Linked DNA regions of Homo sapiens: region 1 is linked to region 2. Evidence: chromatin loops called from intact Hi-C (ENCODE). Cell type or tissue: K562. All regions are shown on one strand. Each heading gives the region's core, and the rest is flanking DNA. Links, peaks and the distances in the headings are about the cores only.

Region 1 (4,391 bases), core at 260-4,259, 60 kb after region 2:
AAAGCAGTCTTAGCTATAAATCAGAAAACTACTAAATAATTTATCATCCAAACAGAACCCTTTTGGGAGGGAAAAGAGGCACTATTAATAATTAAGCAGAGACTATAGGCACACAAAGGGCCTGGCCCCAGCAGACTAGGCTATCTGGTCACCCTGCTAGAGACCATCTAATGCCGTATTCAGCAACTGCAGGCCAGTGTGTCCCCACCCACTGCCCTGTGAGCTAAGAATGATATTACAGAAGAACCTTTATAACCAATTTGATTATAGAAAACACTAACTTGAAACCAAATGAAGCAAAATTGGTTTCTTCCCCCAGAAATTCCATTTCTCTCATTAGTAGACCTATATTCTACAGTATTGTACTCAGTTTTTATATTTTGAATTGAATCAATAAAACATTGGTAGGATTTTTTTCTCTTGTTAATATAAGTACACAATACCCACAATTTTGCTTCTGGGCTTGCAAAACCTAAAATATTTACTATCTGGTCCTTTACAGAAAAGTTTTGCCGACCCCTCGCATAGTGCTCAGGTGGCAATGGTGGCTGTGGGCTTAGGTAGCTCGCAGGTGGGCTTTGTTTGGCCCACACAGTTTAAAAATGTGAATATGAATGTCTTTAGACCAAGTTTATGTTTGTTCAACATTTTCCTTTTACAAATGAAAAAACCGGGGGTCAAAGATGCAAAGTAGACAGGGTGCAGTGGCTCACACCTGCAATCCCAGCACTTTGGGAGGCCTAGGCAGGCACATCACCTGAGGCCAGGAGTTCAAGACCAGCCTGGCCAACATGGCAAAACGCTGTCTCTACTAAAAATACAAAAAATTATCTGGGCGTGGTGGTGCACACCTGTAATCTCGGCTACTTGGGAGGCTGAGGCATAAGGATTGCTTGAACCCCTGGGGGCAGAGGTTGCAGTGAGCTGAGATCATGCCATTGCACTCCAGCCTGGGCAACAGAACAAGATTCTGTCTCAAGAAAAAAAGAGCTGGGACTCCCAGTCCAGTATGCATCCCACCTAACTCAGTGTGTATCCCACTCTACTGCCTTTTCCAGCATAAAGTACGTAGAAAACAATGTGCTGGCATTCTGAAATTTATGTGTCATAAACATCCAACAGATCCTCTACTTTTAGCTTCTCTCATCAGTTTTTAGCTTATCTGATCACTGTTATTTATAGAGGAAGCCAGTTCCTGTGACTTCCAGGCCCTCACTGCCTGGAGAGCAGGTTGTACTTGATCACATTGGACCTCGATCTTATCCTGTGGAATCAGTTAAGCAGCACAGGGCCTGCCTGGTCCTGTGGGGGAAAAGCCAAGGGTTTTGGAAATGGAGCTACTGATTTTTAAAATCAAACTGCCAGGTGGCAGGGCCTGATCTCTTTAGGATGGGTCTAAACACACAGTGCAGATTGCTTGCAGTATCCGAGATCAGCAGCGCAGGCCACAGTGGGCAGAGTGAGAGCCATTCCTGGGGGAAATGGAGGCAGAACAACTGAGTTGTGGAGTCAGACCTTGCCTGTGCTTGAATGGGGGCTCTGCTGCGGGAGGTGCTTCATCTGGGCAAGATTCTTCACCTCTTGGAGGCAAGTTTTGTGTCACCAGGATGGTGCTCTGTCTAGTAAGTGTTGCGTCCCCAGCATCAAGGACAGTGCCTGGCTAAAGCAAGTGCTTAGCCAATATTGTCGAATGAACTGCTTGCAGAACAGGTGTGTATTTGGTAGGGGTGGGAGGGTGACAGGAGGGGCCACTTTGATATAAATATGAAACATTCATTCTCCCAGCAATCAGAAAATGAAAATAAAGAAATAAATATCAAACACTGAAGTGTGAAACCTTGTTAAAGACATGCAGAATAATTGTCCTCTATACCAAAAGTACCAATACCTCCACAAGGGTAGGCACTGGGCTGAGTGCTAAGGGTACAGCATTTAGACAGCACCAGGCAGAAATGGGCTCTTCTCTTCTGTGAGTTTCATGTGTGAGCCTGAGTCAAGGTGGCAGCTTTTTCTCTGACTTTATGCCCTCAAGCCCTGCCTGCTGGAGTCTGGTAAAATGTAAGCATGTGACTACAGCTGCGATGAGTCACTCCAGACTGCCTGTAAACTAGTGATCTGGGGCCTTGTAGGTAGAATTCTAAGATGTCCCCAAGAATCCCTGGCCCTTGGTGTCTACACCCTGTATAATCTCTGGCCAGGACTGTGAATATGATGGATTCAGTTAAGTTCTGTTCTGTTCAATGATTCGGTTATACTGTATGGCACAGTTGATCTAAAGACAGGGAGATCACCCACTTGGGCCTGATCTAATCACACGAGTCCTTTGAAAGAACAGAGTTTCTCTGGAAGAGGAAGTCATAGATGTGAAGCATGAGGAGAAATGGCTGGAGGAGGTCTTCTCCATTGTGGGCTAGAAGACAGAGGGGCCACATGGAAGGGATTCAAGAGGGGCCTCTGGGAGCTGAGAGCGACCTCCTGCTGACAGCCCAAAAGAAAACAAGGGCCTTGGTCCTACAGCTTCAAGGAAGTGCCTTCTGCCAACAATAAGTGAGCTTGGAAGAGGACCCTGAGCCCTTGACAAGAACCACAGCTCTGGGCGGACACCTTGATTTCAGCCAGATGTGACCATGGGGGAGAGTCCAGCCACACTGTGCGCAGACTTCCGGCCTATGGAAGCTGTGAGATAATAAATGGGTGTGGCTCTAAGCCACAAAAGTCTGTGGTAATTTGTTATGTAGCGATAGGAAGTGAATGCAGTCCTTTACAGAAGTGGCCTCCTCAAGGGACCCACATCTTGACTCAGCATCACCAATTTCGCTCTCATCAGCCTTCGTGGATACCTGCCCCGGCAGAGCCAGTGATGGCCTCGCTGCTGCTCTTGTACCTGCATTCCTTCCTGCCCTGCCGCTCTAAGTTGGTGACCGCTTGTCTTCCCTCCACTCTCCTTCCTCCCACCTGAATTGCTGGACTTGCGGCAAAGTCCTGCCCCATCTCCCCGGCCCCACGTCTGACCCCATCAGTGTGGTCTCATTCACTTTTGCTTTCCTTAGCAGAGCAACTTTCATGCAGGACATGGAACAGGAAATGAGCCTTAAAGAAGTGAGGTCTGAAAATAGGAGTGGGGAAGAGAATGGCCCCTGGGTGCCAGAAGTTCCCCCAGGCAGGTGGTTCTAGGCTCCTCTGTTTTGACACCCCGGGGCAATGCCCTTGCCCCCTCCTCCTGCCTTCACTTTGACTGTGGCCCTGCTGCTCTCTACCCACTCTCCCAGCTCCTATTAGATCCTCCTCTCTTCAGTTCTTTCCTTAGCTTGGAATGTTCTCTTCTCTCTTCACCTAGACATACTGATTCAATCTTTCAGCTCTCTTTCCAGCATATATATATATATATATATATATATATATATTTTTTTTTTTTTTTTTTTTTTTTTTTTTCAGGAAAACCTTCTCCAACCACTGTCCTGGCATTCTCACAGCTTGGCACAATTGCAGTCTTACATTTCTTCTTGAAATTATTTTACTGCCTCTCCCCTACTGTCCGGGCTGTGAGCCAGCCTTCTGGTGGCAGAGCCTAGTTTGCTTCACTGGCCAGTGCTTGGTGCAGGGACTGGTGCCTGGTGGGTGGGTTTTCAGGGTTTGTTGAGCAAGCTCCCCAAATCACTGCGTCTTTCCCTTGGCCCACTCCTCTGCCCAGCAAAGCACATCCCAGCTCCTCTGGATGACTCTTCCCCACTGACAGAGAGTGGTCAAAAGGGGGCCAATCTAAGAAGCAGGGGTGGGGCCTGCAGAAGCCAGTGAAGGGCAGATGATGCAGTGGGAATCTGCAAGGCTGTGCTCCTGCAGGACTCCTCTAAAACTAGCAGGTCCGGCCTCGTTAGGCGATGAGATGGTGGTGGAGCCTGTGGGCTGTGGAATCTCTGTATGGGCTCAATTCCCGGCTCCCCCTGGTCTCTGTGACCTTGGGGAAATGGTTTTACCTCCCTAAAGGTCAGTTCTCTCACCTATAAATGGAGATAGCAGTAGCACCCACCTCATGAGGAGTATTCCCCACGCTCCATCCACATGAGATAGTCATGGCAGCTGTTTGTCGTATGTTCTCCATGTGCCAGGCACTGTGTTCAGCACTCTACCAGGCTGTCTCCTGTAAGCCTCTCCACAACCCTACATGGTGACTGGACCCAAGTTTAGAGAGGTTCTGGGACCTCCCCAGAGATCTCCTTAGTGAGTAGTAGGGCAGGATTTAGGTCCCCGTGTGCCTGACTTCTTTGCCTCTCCAGCTGAGGCCAAGACTCCAAGGTCCTCTCCTCCCCCACCAGTTCTCAGACATCAGGATTTGGAAAATCTGGGCAACCATGAGAAAGGCAATTTGGACTTTCTGGATGGTCCTGCTTTTC
Region 2 (4,391 bases), core at 251-4,250:
AGGCTGCAGTAAGCTATGGTCATGCCATTGCACTCCAGCCTGAATCACAGAGCAAGCTCCTATCTCCAAAAATAAATAGATAAATAAATAAATACGTGTTAAAAATTTGTGGCCAGGTGTGGTGGTTCACGCCTGTAATCCCAGCACTTTGGGAGGCCGAGATGGGTGGATCACCTGAGGCCAAAATGGTGAAACCCCATCTCTATTAAAAATACAAAAAATTAGCTGGGCATGGTGGAAGCACGCCTGTAACCCCAGCTACTTGGGAGGCTGAGGCAGAAGAATCACTTGAGCCTGGGAGGCAGAGGTTGCAGTGAGCTGAGATTGCACCATTGCACTCCAGCCTGGGCAACAAGAGCGAAACTCCGTCCCAAAAAGAAAAGTTGTACAAGTAATTGTGGTAAGCAGAATAACATCCTTCACCCACCTCAAAGATACACACTTATGGCCGGGCACAGTGGCTCATGCCTGTAATCCCAGCACTTTGGGATGCTGAGGTGGGTGGATCACCTGAAGCCAGGAGTTTGAGACCAGCCTGGACAACATAGTGAAACCCTGTCTCTACTAAAAATACAAAAATTTGCTGAGTGTGGTGGCATGCACCTGTAATCCCAGCTACTCAGGAAGCTGAGGCAGGAGAATTGTTTGAACCCGGGAGGTGGAGGTTGTAGTGAGCCGAGATTGTGCCATTGCACTCCAGCCTGGGCAACAGAATGAGGCTCCATTTCAAAAAAAAAAAGATATACACTTACTCTTCCCCAGAATCTGTAAATATGTTACCGTATATGGAAAAAGAAACTTTGCAGATGTGCTTAAATTAAGGATTTTGAGATAGAAAATCATCACGGAGCATCCAGGTTGATTAAATATACTCACCATGGTCCGTATAAAGTGAAAGAGAGAGGCAGGATGTCAGAGAAGTAGATGTATTGATGAAGCCGTGGTCAGAATGATGTGATTGCTGGCTTTGAAGACGGAAGGGGGGTGGCGCCAAGAAACATAGACCACCTCTAGAAGCTGAAAAAGGCAAGAAAACGGATCCTCCCCTAGAGGAGCACTGTAGCCCTGCCAACACTTTGATTGTAGTCCAACGAGACCCGTTTAGAATAAATTTGTGTTGCTTAAAGCCGCTAAGTTTGTGGCAATTTGCTACAGCAGCAATGGGAAACTCCTGCAGTAGTGCATGGTTAATAACAAAGACTGTCTCCTTTGATGAAAACTTTACTCAGGCTCCTGAGTCCTTTATAATAAGCTTGATCTTGGACTTCCCTCTCGTCCTTGTTGAATCTACTTTGAGCAAGAATGCTGCTAATCAGTTGAGCAAAAAATCACTACCTTTGCCATCTGATCACCTTCAGTATCCTATCACCCTGGCCTGCCTTCCGCAATAACTCTGTCAAGTCAATTTAGCCAGAAACCCCTTGTCCCTGATGTGTCCTCTTAGTAACTTTCTGTCCGCTGACCCCGACTCTGTTCCTTAGTTATAAATACCCACGTGTTCTTGTTGGAGTAGCTGTTGAGTATGGTCTCTGTCACTCACAGCAAAACCCCTTGCAGTGGTCCCTATACCTGTCGCCATGACCCTCATTTGGATAAAGTCTGCCTTACCCTCTTTAACAAAAGTGCCTCGAATAATTTTTTCTTTAACATTAATATTTTTCAAGAAATTCAAGAGTCAGTCAGATAAAAAGTGAAACTTGTCCTTCTTTGCCTTCCACATTTCCACAGTTCGGTGTGTATCCTTCCAGGCCTTTTTCTATGCAATAAGAATGGATGATACAACCTATTATTTTGTTTTGCTTTGCTTTGTTTCAAAGCAGGACACCAGTGCATACCTATAGTTTTTTTGCTTGTTTGTTTGTTTTGTTTGTTTGTTTGTTTTTTGAGACGGAGTCTCGTTCTGTTGCCCAGGCTGGAGTGCATTGGCACAATCTTGGCTCACTGCAACCTCCGCCTCCTGGATTCAAGCGAGCCTCCTGCCTCAGCCTCCCAAGTAGCTGGGACTACAGGAGCCTGCCACCATGCGCGGCTAATTTTTGTATTTTTAGTAGAGACGGGGTTTTCACCACATTGGCCAGGCTGGTCTTGAACGCCTGACCTCAGGTGATCTGCCAGCCTCAGCCTCCCAAAGTGCTGGAATTACAGGCATGAGCCACCGCGCCCGGCCTATACCTACACTTAGATAAATTTTCAGGTATGTAACAAATGCATACAAAAAGAACTGGAAGGAAATGCGTTACATGCTTTGGGGTCTTGGAAGCATAGATTTTACTTTCATAATTGGGGGGAATCAAACCAAGGTTTTCAGGCTGTTGACCATCCTAATCCTCCCCTCAAGAACTTGTGGGTTAATGGGGGCTTTACACCAGCTAGGAAAGGACAGAGGGTAGGGACGTAGGGTCTTGAGTTCTCTCTGTAATCCAAGGAGTTTATGGGGAATTGCTAAGAGAAAAACTTTAGACAAATTAAATTTAGCAGAGTTTAATTGAGGAAAGAACGATTCTAGAATCAGGGAGCCCTTAGAACCAGAATAGGCATGGAGAACTCTGACCTGACCGTGGTCAGGCAACATTTATGGACAGAAAACAAATGAGGTACACAGGCAGTTGGGTTGGTTACAGCTCAGCTCTTGCCTTATTTGAACGTGGTCTGATCAGTGGGGCGCCTGTGATTGACTGAAGCTTGGCTGCTGTGATTGGCTGAGACTCAGCTGTTTGTTACAATAGTAGACTCCTAAGTTAGGATTTCGGTCGGTTTACCTGCAAGGTAGGTTGCAGTTCATTATATAAAGACTCAAGTACGGAGATGTCCGCAGGCCAAATTTAGTTTAATTTACCAGAGTGCTGGACTCTTACCTTGGTGTTTCTTTCAGGCACCAGACAGGTGAATAAAATATATACATTAAGGCCAAATTGGCTGCACTCCCCCTGGGAACATGCGCACATAAATTCCTTAGGAATATCACTTTCTTATTCTTTTTTGTCCTAGTCATCCTTACCGTGTGACCCACTCTGTCCTCCAACCAGAGAATGCCCCTGAGGGGGATGGTGGGAATGTGCCAGAGCCTGTCCTGGGCAAGAGAGCCAGAGGAATGGGAATTTTCTGCTGGTGCTCCTGTGGGTGACCCCTCTTATTCAGTCTTGCCTGGCTGGAGAAAAGGGCACATATTTTTTTCATTTGGGGGGTGGGGGGTGCCCACCCCTCACCCCCCAAATGAAGCTCAGTGAACTGAAACTCTTCTAATATTCTCAGGGAAGGATGAATTAATCTCTTTAGACTAAAATTTAACTAACAGCTATTGCAAAGGGATTTAAATCTTAAATAGGAAAAGGACTAAGAAGTCTGGTGAATGCAGCCTTAATCCTGGAGTTTCAAGAGATACAAAAGTGGAGGGGCTACTTTGAAGGGCAAACAGTACTTTCCTGGTGGACACACCCACTTCTGCCTGGTTGGAGTGGGCATTTGGAGGGGAGTGGGCTGACGCTGCAGTGACAGTCTCCCATAGACCCTGGCAAAGCCATCAAACTTCAAAAACACTCATCATTTTCCTGCCAAACTGCTCTTCCATAGTATCTCTTTATTTTATTTATGTATTTATCTATCTATTTATTTTTATGAGACAGGATCTTGCTCTGTCACCCAGGCTGGAGTGCAGTAGCTCGATCATGGCTCACTGCAGCCTCAATCTCCCAGACTCAAGTGATCCTCCCACCTCAGCCTCCCAAGTAACTGAGACTACAGGTGCACATCATCATGCCCAGCCAATTTATGCAGAGACAGTTTTGCCATGTTGCCCGGGCTGGTCTCAAACTCCTGGGCTCAAGTGATCCTCTTGCTTTGGCCTCCCAAAGTGCTGGTATTATAGGCATGAGCCTCTGCACCCTGCCCACAGTATCTCTTAGCCCAACCAAATTTCCCAGAATCACCAACAGCTCCCACATCCCCCCCACCACTCCCCAACCCCAACCAAGTGCAACTGGCTTCCTCTCCAGATGGCCACTCCCATCTACACTCTTGTCTAGGTGCCCACAGCCTTTGTCCTGAGTTAAGCCAGCTCCTCCCTGGATTTTCCCCCGGGGGCCTTTCCTACAGTGATCTCTGGGCTTTTAGACTCCGCACACACTAAACCAGAGGTCCTCAACCTAGGTCAGTAGTGAGAACTCAGTGGGTTCATAAATTCAGACACAAAAAAATTATGTCATTATTCACCAATCTCTAAATAAAATTTAGCATTTCCTCTCTCCCATTATGGATATAGTAAAAAAAAAAAAAAGCAATACAATACAAAACAAAACATGGCAGTATTAGCAGTACCTGTGACTTTGTCACCAGTGGAAATCAGACATGTGCTAGTCACATTACAGTTGCTGTTATTTTGAAGCAGGAATATT

The links. Peaks named below come from ENCODE experiments on the same cell type or tissue, not always from the same donor. Only the 100,000 strongest peaks of a DNase experiment are listed, where the experiment ranks them.
Region 1: a loop joins it to region 2, with 5 times the contacts of the local background. A loop is called at or near these places in 5 of 110 quality-filtered maps.

What each region holds. Positions count from the first base shown.
Region 1 is chr16:58,263,003-58,267,393 of GRCh38, forward strand. The region is part of intron 6 of CFAP263 (cilia and flagella associated protein 263); the gene reads left to right. Among named protein-coding and RNA genes, the nearest start is that of CFAP263, 15 kb to the left of the region's middle. RefSeq lists an enhancer at 1,943-2,237. In K562, for the core only: no CTCF peak of the experiment used is centred there; DNase peaks (open chromatin) are centred at 2,089 and 2,759; H3K4me3 peaks cover 448 bases.
Region 2 is chr16:58,202,794-58,207,184 of GRCh38, forward strand. No RefSeq gene overlaps it. Among named protein-coding and RNA genes, the nearest start is that of CSNK2A2, 6.9 kb to the left of the region's middle. In K562, for the core only: no CTCF peak of the experiment used is centred there; no DNase peak of the experiment used is centred there.